2 separate regions of the Mus musculus genome follow, and region 1 is linked to region 2. A link is a contact called in ENCODE Hi-C or POLR2A ChIA-PET data. All regions are on one chromosome and are shown on one strand. The core of a region is the stretch at or near the end of the contact, and the rest is flanking DNA. Distances in the headings are between cores, read along the strand shown.

Evidence for each region. Hi-C counts contacts between places; a loop is a spot of excess contacts on that map. ChIA-PET counts read pairs that join two places held with the same protein, here RNA polymerase II (POLR2A).
Region 1: POLR2A ChIA-PET joins it to region 2 with 13 read pairs in Patski. The contact joins the promoter of 4930535L15Rik here to the promoter of Mst1r in region 2. A Hi-C loop is called at or near these places in 1 of 37 maps with a recorded cell type or tissue (T-helper 17 cell). POLR2A ChIA-PET finds 5 or more read pairs at or near these places in 3 of 5 experiments (Patski and embryonic stem cell).

The regions. Positions count from the first base shown.
Region 1 is chr9:107,999,507-108,004,667 of GRCm38, forward strand. It overlaps 4930535L15Rik (RIKEN cDNA 4930535L15 gene), which reads right to left and starts at 2,913. Exons shown (of 4, transcript NR_166685.1): 1 at 2,770-2,913. It overlaps Ip6k1 (inositol hexaphosphate kinase 1), which reads left to right and starts at 3,142. Exons shown (of 6, transcript NM_013785.2): 1 at 3,142-3,316. It overlaps Cdhr4 (cadherin-related family member 4), which reads left to right. Exons shown (of 19, transcript NM_001378391.1): 19 at 24-175. The coding sequence ends at 79.
Region 2 is chr9:107,905,177-107,909,946 of GRCm38, forward strand. Mst1r (macrophage stimulating 1 receptor (c-met-related tyrosine kinase)) reads left to right here and starts at 1,713. Exons shown (of 19, transcript NM_009074.2): 1 at 1,713-3,204. The coding sequence starts at 1,969. It also overlaps the pseudogene Gm23856.

The DNA of each region.
Region 1 (5,161 bases), core at 1,663-4,162, 96 kb after region 2:
CTCTCCTGCCCATCTGGGCTCAGGTATGGGGAGAGATTACCTGTTCAACACACTCACGGGAGCCCGGCGTTGGCTGTGAGGCGGAGTAGCTGCTTTACTCTGTGGGGAGTTCCCTTTTCCCATGATCATAGCCTGGATTTCCAAACCAATTTAGTAATAAAGACGGCAAACAGAACACTGCCCACCTTGTAATCTTTGTGTGGGAGAAGCTCTGAGATCTGTGTTTCCTGGTTGTCACTTGGAGCAAGAGCCATCTCCTGTGGAACAGTAAGATGGATGACTTTACCCTGAAAAGCGTTTCGTGCTTTTGTGGCTGGCTGATACTTTGTAGAAGAGGCTCTTATCTTTGTCAGTGATGGAAGGGTCTCCAGTTGACCTGTCTACTTGGAGAAATTTACTTTTCTTCTTTGAGACAGGGTCTCACTGTGTTGCCCTGATTGGCTTGGAACTCTTTTTGTGGACCAGGCTGGCCTGGACTCACAGAGATACCCCTACCTCTGCCTCCTCTGCGCTGGAATTAAAGGCGTGTGCTACCCATACCCAGTAAGACTTGCTTTAAAACTTTTTAAAAATATGATTATTGAGACAAGGTTTCTCTACATAACCTTGAACTATCCTGGAACTCACTGTGTAGACCAGGCCTTGAATTCACAGAGGTCTACCTGCCTCTGCCTTCCAAGTGCTGGGATTAAAGGTGTTCATCACCATTCCAGGCAAAATTTTATTTTAAATACATGGTTTACTTTTGTAGTTTGGGCTGTTTTGGAGCTTGCATGTTTGCCTTGGTCTCCTGAGTGCTGGGATTATAGTCACATGGCTGGTTTGACACTGGTACATTTGTGTACACACAGAGTACAAACTCAGATATCATGTCCCCTCCCTACGTTGAGATAGTGTAGGCTACACAGAGTGGCCTAGGCTGGATGATGGTGAAGCCCAGGATCTGCCTGTCCTCCCCTCTCCAGCACTGGGATGACAGGTGAGGGTCATCTTGCCTAGCTTTTACTTTTCTTAAAATATACTGCAGATTTTGGGGCTCTCTCGGCCGCTCAACATTGCTGGGTTTTGAGGGTCCCAGCAGCCCTCATTGACAGCCTGCCAACTGTGTGGAGAGGTTTTGTTGGGAAGGAGCAGAGAATCTGTGCTTAGCTGTTCCTGGTTCCTGGATTACTGAAAGCCTCTTTCTGATGCTGAGCCCCTGGCTTTGTATCTGTTTCCTCTGAGTCTCTATTGCTTAGCTCTTCCTGTGTGAATCTAAGTTGTTGCACATAGCCAGGGGTTTTGTGACAGCCTGGAGAACAGATTTTACTGTGTGCAGTGCTGACACCATGCTCAACCTGGCGTCATGTTTATCTCCAAGAGATCCTATTGTCTGAATAGAGGGTATGCTTAACCGTATTAGCTTCAAGTTCTCTCTCTCTCTCTCTCTCTCTCTCTCTCTCTCTCTCTCTCGTTTTGCAAGGCAGGATTTCTCTGTGTAGCCCTGACTGTCCTAGAACCTGCTCTGTAGACCAGGCTGGCCTCAAACTCAGAGATCTACCTGCCTCTGCCTCCCAAGTGCTGTGCCTAAAGGCGTGAGCCACCATGGCCCAGCTATTTTCAAGTTATCTCAGTCGTTCCTCTCCTGTCAGCTCTGTGGGCCTAAACCCTATCAGAAAATTGGATAATCTCCATTTTGGAGCAGTTATGGCACCCTAAGTCCAGGAAGAATATGAATGCCCTCTGTGAGGGGAAAAATGACCTGGGCTTTATTATTTTAGAGTCAGGGTCTCATGATGTAGCCCTGGCTGGCCTAGAACACACTATGTAGACCAGGCTATCCTCAAAGTCAAGAGATTGGCTTGCTTCTGCCCCTCAAGAGATTGAAGGTGTATACTGCCATGCTCTGCCTAAGAAAAACTCTAAAAATTAGTTTTATATGTATGTGTGTCTGTATGAATATATGCCACATGTGTGCTGGTGCCCATGAAGAGGGTGTTAGACCCCCCATAAAGCTTTGAGCTGGGTGATGTGGGTGCTAGGAACAGAACCCAGGTTCTCTGTGAGAACAGCAAGTACTCTTAACCACTGAACCATCTCTCTTAATGGGGTGTCTATCAAAAGAAGAGTGTTAGAGACTTCAGTTTCAGCAGCCTGAGCGGCTATAAGTGTTTTTTCCTGAGTACTTGGCTTACTCTAAGAGCTTATTAAGTCTGTTTCTTGTTCATCTTCATTTTATAGACAGAGCAACTAAAGAGAAGCTAAAGCTCAAAGTTCTCAGAGTTAGGGCGTTTTGGTGTGGGACCAGGTGCTGTGATGTATCCTAACCTTGAAGCCAAAAGCCCCGGGTTAGGTGTCTACTTATGGAGAACAAGGGATGGTCATTTTCGGACTCATAGTTTGCCTTGGAGATAGATCATGATAGCCAAGGGCAAAAAGACACTGTGTCACAGGAACTTAACGGTGCTCTGAGGCAAATAAGAGCGATCACTATGTGCTGAGACTTGAGCTGGTTGCAGATTGAATTCTTATGCAAAATAAGCCGGGGAAAGGGGAAGCCGAAATCGAAGAGGTAGCACAGACGGCTGTGCCTCGGGACTGGTGAGAGACAACGCTGGGAGACGCTTAGAAAACACTAACTCCGGAGCTAGAAGAGTAGAAGGACCCATCGCCACCACTTCCTAAGACTGTGTGACCTTGGCTCAGGCTCTTTTCTGCGCCTCAGTTTCCTCACCAGTTAACTAGGGACGATCCCAAGCACAGAGGCAGGGGACAAAGCAAATACCGTACCTATGACATTCCCTAAGTGTGTGCGAGAGGATGATAAACGCTGCCAGCTCAAAACCGAAACGATTGCGCAGGTGAGAAAACGAAGGGCTCTCCAGCATCACCCCCATCGCTGCTAAAAGCTCCACTGCTAGCAAACCTGAGAATGGCGCGCATGCGTCAATTCCTGCCGTCACAGTCACGTGCCCCAGGCATTCTGCACGAGAGGCACGCCCTGACTGACGGAACAGTTGACGAATCAACGCGAAGAACTCCTTCAGGCGTCCCAAGAAGAGGCTATTGATTGGAGATAACCTCAGTTAGGGGCGGGTTCTTTGCTGTCCTTGGTTACTATGACGCCCGGCCCCCGCCCCCTCGGCTGGCCGCCATCTTGTTGTTGATCCGTACCCAGTGGGCAGCGCCAGGAGCTGGACCGAGCGGCCGGTGAGGGGCCGCTGCTGCGGGGCTCAGCCACCAGCGCCGCCTGCCAGGGGGGCGGGCCGAGACCTGGAGGCCCGGGGGGCCCAGCTCCCGTGGGGAGCCTTGGGCGCCCGCTGCCCGAGTCGGGCCGGTGAGTGACAGGAGTCGGGCCAAAAGACCCGCCCGACACCCACGGCGAGGGTGGCGGCGGGCGCGGGGTTGTTGCTGGCGCGCGTAGGTAGGGTCGGGACTTGGGGCGAGCATCACTGGAACATCATTCCAGCATCCTGGTTGGCCTTCCGCCGAGCCTCCCAGATGTTGACACGGAGGCTGGGTGGGCAGCCCGGGTGGAGGTCGGAGAGCCCTGAGCCCTGGGACCGGCCGGCGGGGTACCGGGAAACCTGCCTTTCAGACCGAATCCCTGGGTGCCTGAGAGCCGGCGTGCTGAGACGTGGTTGCTGCCAGCTCGTTCTCCCGGCCGTAACGTTCCTCCAAATCAGCGATAAACGTTACGTCGCTCTTAAGATTTCATACTCCTGCGAGTAAATTTTCAGGCCGCTTGAGACTAAGATGAGACGAAACAGGCCTAAAATGCCTTCTGAGCCAAGGAGGGTGGTATCGGGGCCCTGTGCTTTTGGTAGGGCTATGATCCTCTGCCTGGCATCACCGAGATCCCTCGGCGTCTTCCGTGCTCTTCAGGGCTCACTGTTTACTGCTTCTTGAAGAACCTAGCTAAATGTCCACAGTGGCAGAGTTTTATTTGGGGTATAAGTTGTTTGGTGCTCGACTTGGAGTATGTGGTTTAGGAGGATAAGGATGATGATGATTTGATTAATTTTGTCTCTTAAAGAGACAGTCCGTTAGGAGACGTAGGAGTGTTGGGACTATTAAAAACAAAAACTGAACTAGGGTATGGGAGCTCATGCACTAGGCTGAAGGAGGAGGATTGCCATGGGTTGCGGGCGGGCCAGGCAGAGCTACCTAGCAAGACCCTGTCTGCAGACAAAAGCAGAGCTGAAAGCTGTTGATGCTTGATGAAAACAGCGAGTCAAGCTTAGAGTCAAGATGGAGGCGGGGCTGGCAATCCCCAAAAGAGTATGCAGCTCTAGAAAGGGTCCTGGCTGCTGTAAATCACATTTTTACCCAGGGTCCCTTAGGTTCGCCACACAGGTGTCTTGTATGTTGTCGTCATATGAAACCCACAAAAGACGATTAAGGAGGCCAAGCAGGAGGTGTGCTCGTAATGTCTGTTAGGATCATGCCTCCTCTGAACGTTTAATTTTGGGAGAAACCAGCACCCTGGGCTGGAGATGATACCTTTGGGAGACTGGGCTGAATGCAGCCGGCCGAGGCAGCAAGTTGTGAGGAGAGGGGACTTGAGTAGTATTTATGCATTTCATTGCCCTTTCATCTTTTGAATGACTAATAAAATTTTAGCCTTGGTGAAATAAGTTTCTTGGATAGTTATTAAGGGAGAGAGATGCTAAAGTCTGAATTGCCCCACGACCAGCTCCTAATGCTTCTTTGGGGGGGCTGGGGGGATTAAATGATCCACAGGGTTACTTACATTTTTGCTCTTTTCTGCTAAAATAGCAAACTCTAATCCTCTTACTTCATTTTGGGTATTGGATTTCTTAGTGATATAGAAGGAGACTATTAATCAAGTTGGCAGCATTGACTAATGTGTACAGTCTTAGGGAGTTCAAGTGCCCATTAAAGTTTCTCCTTGGTCTAAGCCTATCTTAGGACTGCTGTCCCAAGAAAATAAAAATACAGGAGAACTTTTCACTCTTATAATGCTTTTATTAGCTCATGAATATGAATACAGCATCATGCTAGATTCAACGGTTATCCAAAGACAATAGCATCATTTCTGTGATGGGTATTTTAAGTACTGCATCTTGAAGACCATTACTATAGTAGTGGGTCCTGTCTCTGTCTTTGCATAATTCATTTGTAAACTTGAGCACTTATTCAGCACTCTAGGTTATTTTGG
Region 2 (4,770 bases), core at 463-2,962:
GAGTGTGTACTAAGCCCAAGCTCTTGGTGGCCCATGAGATACATCTTCCGCAGGCTGGATATAAAAGGCCTTCTTTTTTATACAGTACAGAGATTAGCATGTCCCTTGTGCAAGGGTGACTCGCAGATCTGTGAAGGGTTCCATATTTTTTGATGATTTTAATTAATGCTATTAAAAAAAAAAGCTGGGGCTGGAGAGATGGCTCAGTGGTTAAGAACACTGACTGATCTTCCATAGGTCCTGAGTTCAATTCCCAGCAACCACATGGTGGCTGACAACCCTCTGTAATGGGGATCTGATGCCCTCTTCTGGTGTGTCTGATGACAGCAACAGTGTACTCACATACATGAAATAAATAAATAAATCTGAAGGAGAAAGAGAAGGAGAAGCAGCAGCAACAGCAGCATGGTAGCACACATGCCCAATACTTAGTCCTAGTACTTGGAAGGCTGAAAGGCTGAAGCAGGTGGATCTCTGAGTTTGAGGGCAGTCTGGTCTACAGAGTGAACTCCAAGACAGCCAGGAAAAACCTATTTTGCCCAGAGAAACCCTGTTTCTATGTAACAAAACAAAACAAAACAAAAAAGGCATCCTAGGATAATACCATCTCGACTATGAAAGGATGAAGGGATGGAGCACTAGCTAAGGCCATGTTAGAAAGGAGAAGCAGGCAGTGAAGTTTGTCCTGGGCGTGGAGTAGAAAAGGTAGAATTCCCCAGGGTGGGTTCCTCCCTCCCCAGCTCTCTTATTCTCTGCTGCCTAGGGACTCAAAACTGCCTATGACCACCCTGTGAGGAGCCCTCAAGAGCCCAGGTTCACGGAGCTAAGGCAGCTGCCTGGCTAAGAATACCTCTTCCTGCTCCATTACCCTGAGGTATTGAGAAAGCGTCTTACCAAGAGACAGCGGCTGAGTCCCGGGAAAGAGAGGTGGCAAAGCAGAATGGGCTTCACCCATCCTGGAAAGAGGACTCTGGATTCCAACCAACTACAGCTACATTCGTGTTTCAGAGACACTGGGTCCACAAAGCAAGGAGCGGATCAGAGGTGCCCCGGAATTCAAAGACCACACCTCTCCTGTACCAGGGCACCGGAGGAGAGGCATTTTCTACCGTCACTCTTCCCTTCTGTCCCATATATGCCTTCTCATGCTGAGGCCACAGTGACAGGATCCGAGCCAGAGGGCTAGGTCTTCACAGAAGTTACCTCCTCTAAGTATTACCACCCAGGGCGGGTCAGACTCCATTAATCTTTATGGGTCTTGGCACACAGGACAGGGCACAACATACCTTTCTCTGACACTTCTCTGAATAGGCACATGGAAAGATGATCTCTGACCACACAAGGTCTGTTCCATGTATCCCTTTCTGCAGCGCCCCCACCCCCGCATTACTCTGTCCAGTGCATTCCTGGTCTCCGTCTCCGTTCCCCACATGGTGAACTAGTGCCTGACAGTGTTCCTATGAAAGAGGGCCATGAGGAGAGAGGAGCCAGATTGTCCTGCAGCGTTCTAACCTCAACCAGATGGGTTGTGGGGATATAGGATGGTTCAGGAATACTCCTTCCCAGGTCACAACAACAGCCTTCTCACAGCTGGAAAGAGTCAGACAGAGCTGGAAAGAAAGCAGGGCCTTCGACAGGGCTCCGCCCGTAGCCCCGCCCCCAGCCCTGCCGCACCCACTGGGGCCCACCTCCCTTCGACTTTGATCCAAGTAGCTGTAGCAGCGGCAGCTAGAAGCAGCAGCTGGGGCCCCTGGTGAGGTGATCGTGCCATTGCCGTGTCCGTGGGTCCACAGCCAGGTGCTCAGACCACAAGCCAGAGAGAAAGGTTGGGTTTGCCAGGGACCAGGGCAGGGGGGCAGCTGCCCAGGAGCTTTCAGTACCGCTGCGTAAAGCTGGTCTCAGCTCGGACCCTGAGTCTGGTTCGATCAAGTCCTGGACCTTCTGGGATTCCCAAGGGGCCCCAGCTCAATGGGGCTGCCTCTGCCGCTGCTTCAATCCTCTCTTCTGCTAATGCTTCTTTTGCGGCTGTCGGCGGCGTCCACCAACCTGAACTGGCAGTGCCCACGAATACCCTACGCAGCCTCCCGAGACTTCAGTGTCAAGTACGTGGTCCCCAGCTTCTCCGCGGGGGGCCGGGTACAGGCCACCGCAGCCTACGAGGACAGTACAAATAGTGCGGTGTTTGTGGCCACACGCAATCACCTGCACGTGCTTGGGCCTGACCTGCAGTTCATAGAGAACCTGACCACTGGCCCTATCGGGAACCCTGGCTGCCAGACTTGTGCGAGCTGTGGTCCAGGCCCTCATGGACCACCAAAGGACACAGACACACTGGTGCTAGTGATGGAGCCAGGTTTGCCAGCCCTGGTCAGCTGTGGCTCAACCCTACAGGGCCGCTGCTTCCTGCATGAGCTGGAGCCTCGGGGGAAAGCCCTGCACTTAGCAGCTCCAGCCTGCCTATTCTCAGCAAACAATAACAAGCCTGAGGCCTGCACGGACTGTGTGGCTAGCCCCCTGGGCACTCGTGTGACTGTGGTGGAGCAGGGGCATGCTTCCTACTTCTATGTGGCATCTTCGCTAGACCCAGAGTTGGCCGCTAGCTTTAGCCCCCGCTCGGTGTCCATCCGTCGTCTAAAGTCTGATACTTCTGGATTCCAACCAGGTTTTCCGTCGCTGTCGGTGCTGCCCAAATATTTGGCCTCCTACCTCATCAAATATGTGTACAGCTTCCACTCGGGGGATTTTGTCTACTTTCTGACTGTCCAGCCCATCAGTGTCACAAGCCCTCCCAGTGCCTTGCATACACGTCTGGTCCGGCTCAATGCTGTAGAGCCAGAGATTGGTGACTACCGGGAGCTGGTCTTGGACTGTCATTTTGCACCTAAACGCCGGCGCCGTGGAGCCCCGGAGGGCACACAGCCCTACCCAGTGCTTCAGGCAGCCCACTCTGCTCCAGTGGATGCCAAACTGGCTGTGGAACTGAGCATTTCAGAGGGCCAGGAAGTGCTTTTTGGGGTCTTTGTGACCGTCAAGGATGGTGGCTCTGGCATGGGTCCCAACTCTGTTGTATGTGCCTTCCCCATTTACCACCTGAACATCCTGATTGAAGAGGGTGTCGAATATTGCTGTCACTCTTCAAATTCTTCTTCCCTGTTGTCGAGAGGCCTTGACTTCTTCCAGACGCCCAGTTTTTGTCCTAATCCGGTGAGCAGAAAGAGCGGGCCCCTGACCTGTGAGTACCCTGTGGAGCTGAATACGGGCTATTTCCTTGCTATCTCTGAAAGGGCCTGGGTGGGAAAAGGCAGTGGGCTAAGACACACAAATCATCAGCCATGTCCCGGAAGGTCACCCAGCACGAGGCTGTCATCCTTCCTGCCATCTGATTCTTTAAGATAGCTTCCAGGGTTGTGTGAGGAGGGGCTTACGTCATAGTTAACCCTGCCAGCACAACTTCCAAATTCCCCTCCAACCTGTCCAGTTCCTAGACCCTCAGGGACACCGAGAAAAATACAGACAGAGGCAAACACTCAGAGGGCAGAGCCTCACAACGGTCCGCAGCGGCTTGCCGACCAGTTCTACTTTCCTTTGAAGGCACTGTTTTGCTCTGCTTTTCAAAGAGGGGTGGTTGGCAGGGCTGCCAGAGAACTCCTCCCCGCCCCACCCCCCACTCCGTGAGGTTCCAGGGAACCCTGGAAGTCTGGGAGTTTTTTTGGAGAGCCTGTATGATCTGTGATTTACCAACCCATTCTCCACACTGTCGTTATGGGAAAAATCTGGGACATAGTGGAAAGGCAGTTTTAGCTCCGCTCTAGAAAGTTCTGGGAAGCCTCACCCCAGTCTTGTGCAAGCAACGATAAGCAATTGAGGAAGGATGAATAAAGGCGTGGGAGGGGACGGTTTCGATTGGTCCACCCTGGACGTTTTGTCCCTGTAGCCAAGGCCCTGCCCCAGGTAGGAGGTCTCACAGCTGGTATTATAGCACATCAGGGAAGAAAAGAAGGAACAGGAAAAAGAATGTCTTTAAAACGCTACTGAGGGGCTAGGACTTTTGAGAGGTTAGTGGGAGACATTGAATGGAGCATTGGATGAGCCATCAATCCGGCTCACAGTCACATTCTTGGAGGCTCTGGCCACCCAGTGCCCTTGCTCTGCTATGACAATTTTTTGTTTGCCTCCTACTCCCAACACCCCTATGGCCATACTAGGAACTGGGGGTTGAATCTGGGGCCTCCCACCTGCTAGTCAAATGCTCTACCACCACCGAGGCATATCCCCAGCCCCTCTCCTCTCCCTTGATAATTTTAATTTTGAAACAGTCTCACTAAAGTTGCCCAGTCTGGCCTTGGACTCATTCTCTAAGCCCAATCCATTCTTAAACTTGTAATCGTCGTGCTTCACCCTCAGGGGGTGGGGGGTGTTCTTGGGCCGTGGTCTTGACTCGCTTGTTTCTAGCTTCTGTTAGTGGAGGTGTGAAATTTACAGCCTGTGTTGCAGTCAAAAGTCATTTTTCTTTAGAACCTGATGACCAAACCCAGGAGCTCACACACACTAAGCCTCTACCACAGGTTATATTGTCAGCCTTTTGTTGTTGTTGTTGTTTGTTGGTTTTTGAGACAGGATTTGCTATATAGCCAAAGCTAGCCTTGAGAACATTGTGTAGTTCAGGTTGGCCTTGAATTCAATATTTCCCTGCTTCCATCTCTCAAATGCTGGTATTACAGGCATGCACCACCAGGCCTGGTGCTTATTTTTTTTTTTTTTTTTTGGTTT